3 separate regions of the Mus musculus genome follow, and all the other regions are linked to region 3. Evidence: chromatin loops called from intact Hi-C (ENCODE). Cell type or tissue: heart. All regions are shown on one strand. Region 1 has its middle 13 kb from the start of Plk5. Region 2 overlaps Apc2 (APC regulator of WNT signaling pathway 2). Region 3 holds the start of Atp8b3 (ATPase, class I, type 8B, member 3).

The links. A loop is a pair of places that touch in the nucleus more often than their neighbours do. Peaks named below come from ENCODE experiments on the same cell type or tissue, not always from the same donor. Only the 100,000 strongest peaks of a DNase experiment are listed, where the experiment ranks them.
Region 1: a loop joins it to region 3, with 2.9 times the contacts of the local background. A loop is called at or near these places in 1 of 42 quality-filtered maps.
Region 2: a loop joins it to region 3, with 2.3 times the contacts of the local background. A loop is called at or near these places in 1 of 42 quality-filtered maps.

The regions. Positions count from the first base shown.
Region 1 is chr10:80,367,753-80,371,752 of GRCm38, forward strand. No RefSeq gene overlaps it. Among named protein-coding and RNA genes, the nearest start is that of Plk5, 13 kb to the left of the region's middle. In heart, a CTCF peak has its summit at 2,427 (motif pointing right); a DNase peak (open chromatin) is centred at 3,829; H3K4me3 peaks cover 305 bases; H3K27me3 peaks cover 1,074 bases.
Region 2 is chr10:80,301,783-80,305,782 of GRCm38, forward strand. It overlaps Apc2 (APC regulator of WNT signaling pathway 2), which reads left to right. Exons shown (of 15, transcript NM_001372241.1): 2 at 38-196; 3 at 355-445; 4 at 532-712; 5 at 2,914-3,022; 6 at 3,125-3,238; 7 at 3,403-3,480; 8 at 3,747-3,845. Among named protein-coding and RNA genes, the nearest start is that of Apc2, 2.7 kb to the left of the region's middle. In heart, CTCF peaks have their summits at 723 and 1,789; a DNase peak (open chromatin) is centred at 829; H3K4me3 peaks cover 1,471 bases; H3K27ac peaks cover 568 bases; H3K27me3 peaks cover 3,263 bases.
Region 3 is chr10:80,536,643-80,540,642 of GRCm38, forward strand. It overlaps Atp8b3 (ATPase, class I, type 8B, member 3), which reads right to left and starts at 2,482. Exons shown (of 28, transcript NM_026094.3): 1 at 2,374-2,482; 2 at 117-172. The coding sequence starts at 162. In heart, a CTCF peak has its summit at 2,271 (motif pointing right); DNase peaks (open chromatin) are centred at 1,699 and 2,589; H3K4me3 peaks cover 1,201 bases; H3K27ac peaks cover 823 bases; H3K27me3 peaks cover 1,244 bases.

The DNA of each region.
Region 1 (4,000 bases), 170 kb before region 3:
TGGGTGAATTTTAAGAGACCCTGTAACTCAGGAGACAGGAAGTGTGTGGAGGAGTGCAGGGGACACATGCCCAGCCCAAGGAGTGTTGTAAATTTAAGTTTAATTTGCCCTTTACTCGACATCCCTTCACACACAGCGTCCTCCTCAGCTACATCCACCCGCCTCCTCCCCGGCACCAGCACCCACAACCCCCTCCTCCTTGCCAATTCTGAGTCACCTATTGTCCTCGTGTCCTGTCATGGAGTCCCATGAGTGGCCTTTCAAATCTCCACACACAGAGCACAGTGACTTCCAGGTCCGTTGGTGCCGCATGGGCCTCAAAGTCTTTTTCGTGTTCAAGGTCCATTCTGTGCTCCTGCTCCTCCTCCTGCCTGTGTTCCTGTTCCTCCTCCTGCCCCTGCTCCTGCCTGTGCTCCTGTTCCTCCTCCTTCTCCTCCTCCTCCTGCCCCTGCTCCTCCTGCCTGTGCTCCTGCTCCTCCTCCTGCTCCTCCTCCTGCTTGTGCTCCTGTTCCTCCTCCTGCCCCTGCTCCTCCTCCTGCTCGTGCTCCTCCTCCTGCCCCTGCTCCTGCCCCTGCTCCTCCTCCTGCTTCTTCTCCTGCTCCTGCTCCTCCTCCTGCTCCTGCTCCTCCTCCTCCTCCTGCTCCTGCTCCTCCTGCTCCTGCTCCTGCTCCTGCTCCTGCTCCTGCTCCTGCTCCTGCCCCTCCTCCTGCTCCTGCTCCTCCTCCTGCTCCTGCCCGTGCTCCTGCTCCTCCTCCTTCTTCTGCCCATGATCCTGCTTTTGTGCTCCAGCATGTGGGTGTGCACTGGTGAGCTCGTCCACTCATGCTTGTTCATTGTTGGAAATGACTAGGTCAGGTGTGTGACATTGGAATGTGATGACTGCAGGCACAGCTGGATCTGGGCTTAAATGAAGATAAATGATTCTGTGTCTGTGTCCGTGTTCGTGTGTGTGTGTGTGTGTGTGTGTGTCCGTGTCCGTGTGTGTGTGTCTGTGTGTCTGTGTGTGTGTGTCTTGTTCTCTCTCCCATCTTCTTCCAAGCAAGCACTTACATCTGCATGCAAAACATGACCCAGGGCTGGAGGGACAGCTCAGTGGTTACAGCACTGGGTGTTCCTGCAGAGGACCCTGGTTTAGTTCCCAGCACCACATGGCAGCTTACAACCGTCTGTAACTCCAGTTCTAGGGGATCCAATTTTGTCTTCTGGCCTTCGAGTGTACCAGCACTCATGGTGTGCAGGTACACGTGCAGATGGTACATTTCTTTTTTTTTTTTAATATTTATTTATTTATTATATGTAAGTACACTGTAGCTGCCTTCAGACATTCCAGAAGAGGGAGTCAGATCTCGTTACGGATGGTTTTGAGCCACCATGTGGTTGCTGGGATTTGAACTCCAGACCTTTGGAAGAGCAGTCGGGTGCTCTTACTCACTGAGCCATCTCACCAGCCCCAGATGGTACATTTCTGCCCATAAAATAAGGATGAACACATCTTTAAAAAGAATAGGGAGAGAGCCGGATGGTGAAGGCACACACCTTTAATCCCAGCACTCAAGAGGCAGAGGCAGGAGGATTTCTGGGTTTGAGGCCAGCCTGGTTTACATAAGGAGTTCCAGGCCAGCCAGGGCTTCATAGTGACACCCTGTCTGGAAGAAGAAGAAGAAGAAGAAGAAGAAGAAGAAGAAGAAGAAGAAGAAGAAGAAGAAGAAGAAGAAGAAGAAGAAGAAGAAGAAGAAGAAGAAGAAGAAGAAGAAGAAAAGTTTAAAGGGAAAAGTGCAGATCAGATCACTCTTTTTTTTTTTTTTTTCCAGAGCTGAGGACCGAACCCAAGGCCCTGCGTTTGCTAGGCAAGCGCTCTCTACCACTGAGCTAAATCCCCAACCCCCAGATCACTCTTTTAACCCCAAGGAGGCTCTGAGCTTTTTCACAGCAGAACATAGACCATATCAGGGGCCTGGAGGCGCAGGTAGGATGGTTGGGAGTCCAAGATCAGAAGAGAGGAGGGAGAGGGAGAGGAAGGGATGGAGGGGGAGGGGGCCTAGGATATGCTGATGTTCACATGGCCAAGTGAGCACAGAAAGAAGATTGGCTTCTACCCCTTCTCCATTCCCCGACCAAGTCCTGGGTTTGGAGCTCACTGGCCAGGCCTGGGTCACATGACCTCACCCACTGTAAGAGCTGATGTGGACGGTCGTGAACTGGCACCGGCATTCGCTTCCAACTCCCAATTAAAACACCTTTCTTTCTTTTTTGGGCTGTCCTATAACTCACTCTGTAGACCAAGCTGGCCTCAAACTCAGAAATCCACCTGCCTCTGCCTCCCGAGTGCTGGGATTAAAGGCGTGCGCCACCACGCCCGGCTAAGAATCTATTTCTTATTTATGTACGTGTGATAGCGTCTGCCCTAGGCATGCAGTGCCTGAAGAGGCCAGAAGAGGGCATTCGCTACCCTGGGGTTGACACTGCACCAAGGTTCCCAGGACCAGAGGGACGTGCCCCATCCCCCATCACTGCAGCCCTCTATTCCTTTTTAAGAAGAGGTCTCAGTGGTAGCACAGTATGACTTTAAAGTCAGGGCAATGCTCCTGCCTCAGTCTCTGGAATGAGTGGTGTATGCAGTCACATGTGATTTTGTGGCTTTAGGTCAACAAGCTTAAGGGTGACTTCATGACTACTGTGTCTACCCAGAATGCTTGTCTCTGGGGTAAGAACAGGACAGAGCGCGGGAGCCTACCCGAGTGACTGTGGCTTGCTAAATGACCTACCTACCATGTTTATTTCCATCACCCGTGGGCGTCTGAGCGGGAGCGATCTGTGAGAATCTCCCACGCCCCGAGCCCACAATGGGTGGTTTATTAAAAATAAACTAACTACAGAATACATTAATTCCTAACCTTCCAGGACGATTTATTTCAAAGCAGAAGAACTTCAACAAATGGAAGTTTGCCCATTCGCCTGCCCACTGAAATTTTCTGGAATTTTCTTCGGAGAGGTTAGCCTCAAGAAACAAAATATTTGACCCAGGGGTGGTGACACTTGCCTGTCATCCCAGCATTGGGGTGGTGGAGGGGGAAGGATCAGAGGTTCAAGGTCCACCCTCAACTGCATACTGAGTTCCAAGCTAGCCTGGGCTACATGAGACTATCTCTCAGGAACACAAACAAAACAAAACAATAAAATAAAATAAATCCTGGTCTGACAAGATGGCTCAGTGGGTGAGGGAAGTCTGAGAACCTCAGTTTGATTGGAGACCCACACAGTAGAGAGAAACAAGGTTCACATGATGTACACAGACACACACACACACACACACACACACCATATGCATATAGTAATAATAAATAAATAATAAAGAATCAAATGAAAGAATGAGGCAGGAAGGACGTGGTGCAGCTCTTTAATCCCAGCACTTGGGAGGCATAGGCAGGAGGATATCTGTGGGTTCAAGGCCAGCCTGGTCTCCAGATCTACATAGCAAGTTCTAGGACGGCCAGGGCTACACAGCAAGACATTGTCACAAAAGAAAAGGAAAAGGCCAAAACCCCTCACTAAATCTTGTCTAACACTGGTAATATTTTTGTGTGTGAGGAAAATCCTCAGTGTATTTCATACTAGGAACAAGAACTCTGTGTGTGTGTGTGTGTGTGTGTGTGTGTGTGTGTGTGTGTAAAACTCAGTTCTCCCTTTTTCTAGTCTGTTAGCGACAGGTGACCCCGGAACACCTCATTGGTGGTTTCAAACATGTAACAGAGTCACACCTCCAATCAGGAGCAAGAAAGGTATGGTCAGCCTCTGCGGTTCCAGGTGGACAGATGCCATAGCAACAGTGCCATAGCAACCGTGAGTGACAGTCACGTGTGAAATCTCGGAACCCTGGGATTTCTTATCACGTAAACTATGGAGAAAACAGGAGTGAAGGCCCAGTCATCCTGCTACTAGAAAAACTGAGACAGGAGACTGGCGGGGATCACAGAGACACCCTCTCACAAAGCAAAAGGAA
Region 2 (4,000 bases), 230 kb before region 3:
ATGACCAGCACCCACTGTTGTGACCCCTTACCCCCAGGCACTGCAGGAGTTGAAAATGACCAGCTCCATGGCCTCATATGAGCAGCTGGTGCGCCAGGTGGAGGCCCTGAAGGCCGAGAACACTCACTTAAGGCAGGAGCTGAGGGATAACTCTAGCCATCTCTCCAAGCTTGAGACAGAGACTTCTGGAATGAAGGTGAGAGCCTGCATGGAGGGCATGGGTCAGAAAGACAGACACGAAAGCACCGATGTCTTGGGAGGGGTCCTCAAGGCATGTGGACTGCCAGGGTGACAGATGTCTGTGTGTCCAGGCAGCCCTGATGCTCACAGACCTATTCCCTACCATGCCCGCAGGAGGTCCTGAAACACCTCCAGGGCAAGCTGGAGCAGGAGGCGAGAGTGCTCGTGTCTTCCGGGCAGACAGAAGTGTTAGAGCAACTGAAAGGTGAGTGACTTCCAGAACGGCCCATGGCCAGCAGGGATATAGCAAGAGCAGGTCACTGACCTTCACCAGTGCCTCCCTCCCTCCAGCTCTTCAGACTGACATCAGTAGCCTGTACAACCTCAAGTTTCATGCTCCAGCCCTGGGCCCGGAGCCTGCCGCCCGGACTCCAGAGGGAAGCCCAGTGCACGGCTCTGGACCATCCAAGGACAGCTTTGGAGAGCTGAGCCGGGCCACCATCCGCCTGCTGGAAGAACTGGACCAGGAGAGGTGAGAGGGCGTGGGAAAGGACCTGCCCCCAGGGACCTCTGCCCTCGGATTGGGTCGCTGGCAATGACCCCGCCCCCAACCAGCCACACCCACCTCCAGGCTCTTTCACTCATCTCCACTCTATCCCTGTCTGGCTGACCCCAACTGGTGGACAGAGGATATGAGGACATTCCTGGCAAGGGGAAAGGCTCCTGGGAGAGAAGAGCCTCCACCCCCATCTCCGGGGCCGAGACATACAGGCGTCCCTAGGGACAGAGCCGTATCCAAAGTCAGGGCTCAGAAACAGGCCTGACGCCAGAGATCCTCAAGGAGGCCTTTGTTGATAGAAGGACAGAAGCCCAAAAATTCTGGGCCCAGGGCCAGTGGAGGGGGCAGCACCAAAGGGGGCAACCCAGCTCGGCCCCTCTGGGTTGCACGAGGTCACTTGACAAACAGTTTAAGTCCGCTCTGCGGCGCAACTTCTCAGATGAATGCTCTGTAAAATGGAAATAGAACTTTGTTAATTGGTATTGTTTTTCCTTTCTGGATCCCTGACCACATTTATTTCTTTGGGGACACCATAGCACATGTGTGGAAGTCAGAGAACACCAGGAAATCCCGGGAGTCAAACTCAGGGTTCTTAGGTTGCCGACAAATACCTTTGCCCACTCCGATAACTTAGCCTATTTAAACAAAAAATTTAAAGAAAGGGGTCTTGTACTGGGGAGATGGCTCAGCGGTTAAGAGCACTGACTGCTTTTTCAGAGGTCCTGAGTCCAAATCCCAGAAACCACATAAGATCTAATGCCCTCTTCTGGTGTGTATCAAGACAACTACAGTATACTTATATATAATAAATAAATAAATCTTTAAAAAGAAAGGAATAAGGAAAGAGAGAGAGAGGAGAGAGAAAGAGAGAAAGAGAGAAAGAAAGAAAGAAAGAAAGAAAGAAAGAAAGAAAGAAAGAAAGAAAGAAAGAGGTCTCAGCGTACAGTCCAGCAGTCCAGGCTGGTCAGTCTTCTGCCTCAGCCTCCTCAGTGCCTGCCGGGGTGACAGGGTAAATGAAGAGGGACTCTTGAGCCTGACCCCTGGTGTGTACACTGGACATGACAGGTGCTGGAGCACTTCTCGGGTCTTCCTAGGATCTCCTGTTCTTTCCTTTTTAGCTGGTTATTTGTTTATTTTTCAAGATAGGGTTTCTCTGCGTAGCTCTGGCTGTCCTGTAGACCAAGATGGCCTCAAACTCAGAGATCTGTCGTCGGCCTCAGGCTCCCGAGTGCTGAGATTACAGGTGCCACCACCGCCAGGCCAGGCTATTTTATCTTTTTTTTTTTTTTTTTTCAGTCAAGGCTTTCAAGTAGCCCTCAAATTTGCCAAGTAGCCAAGGCTGGTCAAGTTCTCCCACAGTGCTAAGATGGCAGGCACACATCCCCTAGATTGCCGCTTCTAGCTTTTTCCGATTACATTTGTTTGTTTATTTGTTTGTTTTCGAGACAGGGTTCCTTTGTATAGCCCTGGCTGTCCTGGAACTCACTCTGTAGACCAGGCTGGCCTCGAACTCAGAAATCTGCCTGCCTCTGCCTCCCGAGTGCTGGGATTAAAGGCGTGGGCCACCACACCCGGCTCCAATTACATTTATTAACAATTATATTTATTTGTATGTGGTCCAGGGCGACCCGCACAAGTCACTTTCTCTCTTTCCATCATGTGGGTTCTGAAGATGGAGCTTGGGTCATCAGGCTTGGCCACAAGTTTCTTTACCTGATAAGCCATTTCTCTAAACCCTTGTTTGGGACGGGGTTACACTTTGTGGTCAGGGCTGGCCTCAAACTCTGGCTTCAGCTCCCAAGGGGTTGTTTTTTGTTTTGTTTTGTTTTGTTTTCTCTTTCTTTCTTTTTTTTTTAAAGATCTATTTATTGTTATATGTAAGATACTGTAGCTGTCTTCAGACACACCAGAAAAGGACATCAGATCTCATTATGGATGGTTATAAGCCACCATGTGGTTGCTGGGATTTGAACTCAGGACCTTAGGGAGAACAGTCAGTACTCTTAACCACTGAGCCATCTCTCCAGCCCTTGTTTTCTCTTTCTGATCAGCTTTTCTTCACCCACTCAGTTCCTTTCAATGCCCATCTCAGAGCTGGGAGCAGGGGCGGGGAGGGGGGCGGTCGTCCCTGAGAATGCCACCTATGAGGAGGTCCGGTGCATCCCCTCCACCAGATGCTTCCTGCTGAGCGAGATAGAGAAAGAGGAGAAGGAGAAGCTATGGTATTACTCTCAGCTCCAGGGCCTGTCCAAGCGCTTGGATGAGCTGCCGCACGTGGACACGGTGAGCTCCCGGGGCGCACCTAAGGAAGGTTCAGGGATGTGGCGGTGGTAAGGAGGCCGGGTCAGAACGCACCTCATCACAGCCCGTGCCCCCTCCCAGCAGTTTTCGATGCAGATGGATCTGATTCGGCAGCAGCTGGAGTTCGAGGCCCAGCACATCCGCTCGCTGATGGAGGAGCGCTTCGGTACCTCCGACGAGATGGTGCAGCGGGCGCAGGTGCGGGCAGTGCACACCGGGTTTCGGGGAATGGAGGGCAGTGCTGAATGGGAGGAGTCCGCGGCTGGGCGGAGAATTAGGAGGTGGAGTCAGAAATGGGAGGAGCCAAGGCTGGGAGGAGGCGGGGTCAGTCAGGGGCTGACTTTGTGTTCTCTGTTCTCTAGATCCGGGCTTCGCGCTTGGAGCAGATTGACAAGGAGCTGTTGGAAGCCCAGGACCGGGTGCAGCAGACAGAGCCTCAGGTACCAAGACAAGCAGGGGCCAAAGGGGGTGATGACAGATGCCTGTCAACTCAATTGGAGCCGGGCGTGGTGGCACACGCCTTTAATCCCAGCACTCGGGAGGCAGAGGCAGGCAGATTTCTGAGTTCGAGGCCAGCCTGGTCTACAGAGTGAGTTCCAGGACAGCCAGGGCTATACAATGGTATTCCCCTATTCTGGGCCCAGGAAGGGGTCCGCAGCCTGTGCGTGGTGCAGCCTGAACCACCAGGCTGATGTTCTTCCTGCAGGCTCTGCTGGCGGTGAAGCCTGTGGCAGTAGAGGAGGAGCAGGAGGCAGAAGTCCCCACACATCCTGAGGATGGCACCCCTCAGCCTGGCAACAGCAAGGTAAGAAGGGAAAATCTGAAGATGGACTGCCTGTGTCGTGGGCTGGGGGTCCTCAAGCAACCCCCATTGCTAGAAAGACTCTCTGGACTGAGGCTCCCTGTGAGGTGAGAGGTCTTTGTTTCTCTGATACAAAGTTCCACTGTGTAGCCCTGGCT
Region 3 (4,000 bases):
GGACAGACTGAGGACATAACCCCATTTTAGTCTCTAGTGAGGGCTGAGGGGTACCCCTCTGTCACCCCGCTTCTCCTCCCTCTCCATCCTGCCATCCCGATGATGTGAGACCGCACCTGTGTCTTTATCCTCAAGGTTCTCCCCGAGATGAACTCCATCCATGCCGGTGGGGCTGTGGAGTGGGGAAGAAAGACCCCTAAGTCACAATCACCCTGGCTGTCCAGTGCTTCTGGATGGTGTCTGACACTACCCTCATGGACCTTGAGATCTGCTCTCTAAAATACTGCCGCAAAAGCCAATCACAAGGGAATCCCAGCACAAGGGAGGCTGAAGCACGAGTATGGATGGCTTCAAGTCCCAGCCTGGCTCGGGGGTGAGCAGCAAGACCTTGTGTTGGAATAAAATAAAGACTGGAGGGTGGGGAGATGGGATAGGGGGTTCTGGAAGGGAGACCTGGAAATGGGACAACATTTGAAATGTAAATAAAGAAAATATCCAATAAAACGGGAAAAGGAAAAAGAAAAGAAAAGAAGTAGCCCTAGGTATTCACAAAAATCAATAAAAAAAATAAAGGCTGGGGTATAGGTTAGAGGATGGATCTATCTATCTATCTATCTATCTATCTCTCTATCTCTCTATCTCTCTATCTCTCTATCTCTCTATCTATCTATCATACATGCATATCTCACCTTCTCATGTCTACCTCAGAACTGCTCTCTGGACTTGCAGGACCCAGCATTACATCCCCCATCTATAGCTGGTCACCTGAGGCAAGGAACCCCACCTCTGAGATGCTGTAGCCTCGAGCCCTAGTGAGGAAGCTGTGGCTGGCCCGTCCAGTCTCCTCCATGCCCCTCCTGTTCCACCTGCTCCTGCAAGGCCCACCCCACACCCCACACATGCTCAGTCCATGTTTGCTGACTGACCCCACGGAGCTGAGGGGTTGTATATGTGACAGCTCACGGCTTGCGTATATTATGAGCATGGAGCCATGTTAAGATAGATCTGGTGTGTTGGCACCACACCAGATCCCTTTAATCCCTGCCCTTGGTACACCAAGTCAGTGGGTTGCTGTGAGTTCAAGGACACTCTGCCCTACATAGCAAAAGCCTGTCTCAAAGGAGGAGGAGGAAGAAGAGGAGGAGGAGGAGGAGGAAGAGGAGGAAGAGGAGGAGGAGGAGGAGGAGGAGGAGGAGGAGGAGGAGGAGGAGGAGGGAGACAAAAAGATCTGGCCTTGGGATTGCTAAGTGTAGTGACAGGGTCTCACTCTGCTGCTCTTACACCCATAATTCTGCTCCAGCCTCCTGGAGGAGCTAGGATGACAGACCTGTGCTCTCACTCCTGGCTGGGTCTGGTAACTTAAGACAGCCCTATACCTGGTGACATGGGTCCTCCCTGCTCCCTTCCCGGGGGGCAGATCTTCAACCACCACCTGAGCACTCACCCCATCGGTCCCCCAGTTTACCCATATGCCCCCCACTGTCACCACCCTGCCTGGTGGATTTCTTCCTCACCCTCCAAATTTCACTCTGTACTTCCCAGACCGGCCCGTGGGAATCATGCGCCTCCTGGGGGCTTCCTGAGCAGCTGGGGTGTCCCCCATCTTGCCTCTGGTCACCTCTCTTCTAGAGCTTTCACTGTCTTAATGTCTGCTGAACCCACATTTCCCCCAGGACAAGGAGTCCTGGTGTCTGAGTCATGTGTTTCCCCAGGGCATCTTGGGGCCCCACCTCCTCCTGGCTCAGCACCAGCTCTGGGTATTGGGCTTTTCCCTGATTATCACGTGAGGAAAACTGAGGCTGGAGAGGGTGTGGGAAGGATGTGTGAAGAGATCTTGATTCTAGGGAACACTCTAGTCCAGGGGTTCTTAACCTTCCTAATGCTATGACCCTTTAATAAGTTCCTCATATTGTGGGGACCCCAACGACAAAATTGGTTTTGTTGTTATTCCATGACTAATTTTGCTACTGTCATGAAGCATAATGCAAATATCTGTTTTTTTCAGATCGTCTTAGGTGGCCCCTGTGAAAGGGTCGTTTGACCCTCCCCAGGTTGAGAATTGCTACTGCACTCAGTCTTCCTTTCCAATGTTTTTCAAAGTTTCCAAAATCTTCCTGTTCCAAAGTGTTCCTGCCCACTCACCAGACACCCCATTAGCAGTATTCCCCAGCGGCCATGACGCACAGCCCTAGTGAACTCTAGTGGTCACCAAACTGTCCTGTAGGTAAGCTCCACCTCGGTGTCTGGTTTTATGAACCTCAAGGGGGCACCATCTCCTGTCTCAAGTGCTGGCATCCGGGCCCAAGACCCCTAGAGCACAGAGAGGTCACAGTGGCGCCCAAGGATGCACAACTCGTGAGCATCGGTGCTCACCTGCGAGGGCCGGGCTTGGTGGGGCCTGGCTGCCTAGGGCGGGCCGCCAGCGGCGTCCAGGGCCGCCGATGTTGTGGAGCTGTTAGCCTGGTGCCAACGGGTCTGAAACGGGTGGCGCGGGCTCGTGGGGCGGGGCATTGCGAAGGGGGCGGGGCCTACCAGAGCCTTAAGGCCTGCAGCTTAAGGGCAGGAGAAGGATAGGACCAGGCGACAGGGGCGGGGCCTGGAGAAGGTGGGGCCTAGTTGAATGGCACAGAGGGTAAGGGTAGAGCCTGGAGTTGTGGGCGTGGCTGAGTCTTCGGGGTGTGGTCAGGTCTCGTGGGCGGAGTCGTGTTTTAGGAGCTTGGCAGAGCCAACCTTGTGCTACAAACCAGGCTTATGGGTGGAGCAAGAATTAATTGTACAGCCAGGCGTAGTGGCATACGCCTTTAATCCCAGCACTCGGGAGGCAGAGGCAGGTGGATTTCTGAGTTCGAGGCCAGCCTGGTCTACAAAGTGAGTTCCAGGACAGCCAGGACAGCTATACAGAGAAACCCTGTCTCAAAAAAAAAAAAAAAAAAAGCGGAGACCAGGCTTCCAGGGGAGTCTATTCCTGGTGAGCGTGGTATTACATCTCAAGGATGGGACAATGCTTTGTGGGCGGAGGCATGAGTCAAGGGCCAGGAAGGAAGGAAGGAGGGAGGGGGTTTGGGTAAACTAGAAAGGACAGGAAAGCCTTGGGAAGAGGTCAGGGAGGAAAGGCAGGGGTCTGGCATCTGGAATCTCTGCGGGCAAGGCCAAGATAAGGCCAGCCGTAGAACAGAAAAGGGTCAAGCCAGGCAGTGGTGACACATGCCTTTAATCCCAGTACTTGGGAGGCAGAGACAGAGGCAGGCCTGGTCTACAGAGTGAGTTCCAGAACAGCCAGGGCTACACAGAGAAACTCTGTCTTGAAAAACCAAAAGGAGGAGGAGGAGGAGGAGGAGGAGGAGGAGGAGGAGGAGGAGGAGGAGGAGGAGGAGGAGGAGGAGGAGAAAAGAAGAAAAGGGTCAAGTCATGATCCAGGGAGGGAGGCAGAGACTAGGGCATGGCTGGGGTATCAGGGACAGGCTCAGAAAAGGTGGGTCTGAGCTTCATTCTGCAGGGCAGGAGTTAAGTTCAAACTGGTCTCAAGCTTTATTATGTAGGGGAATGCAGATTAATCCTCCACCCTATATAATGACAGCAGCCTCTCACTGAGCTACATCTCCTGCATTTGGGAAGAGCATCTTCCAAGCACACTAAGCACAGTATACTCCAGCCCAACTAAACATTGCTGAATTGGGGATTAGGAGTGGGAAGGTTGCACACCAGTGAGCACGGTTGAGCCAGGTCTGTATCTGTCATGCCTAAGTGGGAAAGGGAGCCCACAAGGCACTGATGGGCTATGTTGATACCTGTGTACAGTGGATGTATGCCAGGGATGCTGGCCACGGTACACCCTGAAGAGGCTGTAGTCAGCCCTGCCTCTAACCTAGCCCTCAGTGGTTATGTCCACCTCCTGTCTCCCAGTGTATGCTGGCATAAAATGAATGAACTGGTGGCTGGGATAAGGACGGCACTCAGGACCAAGCCTCCACCAGAATAGCAAACTCTGGAAGCTTTGAGT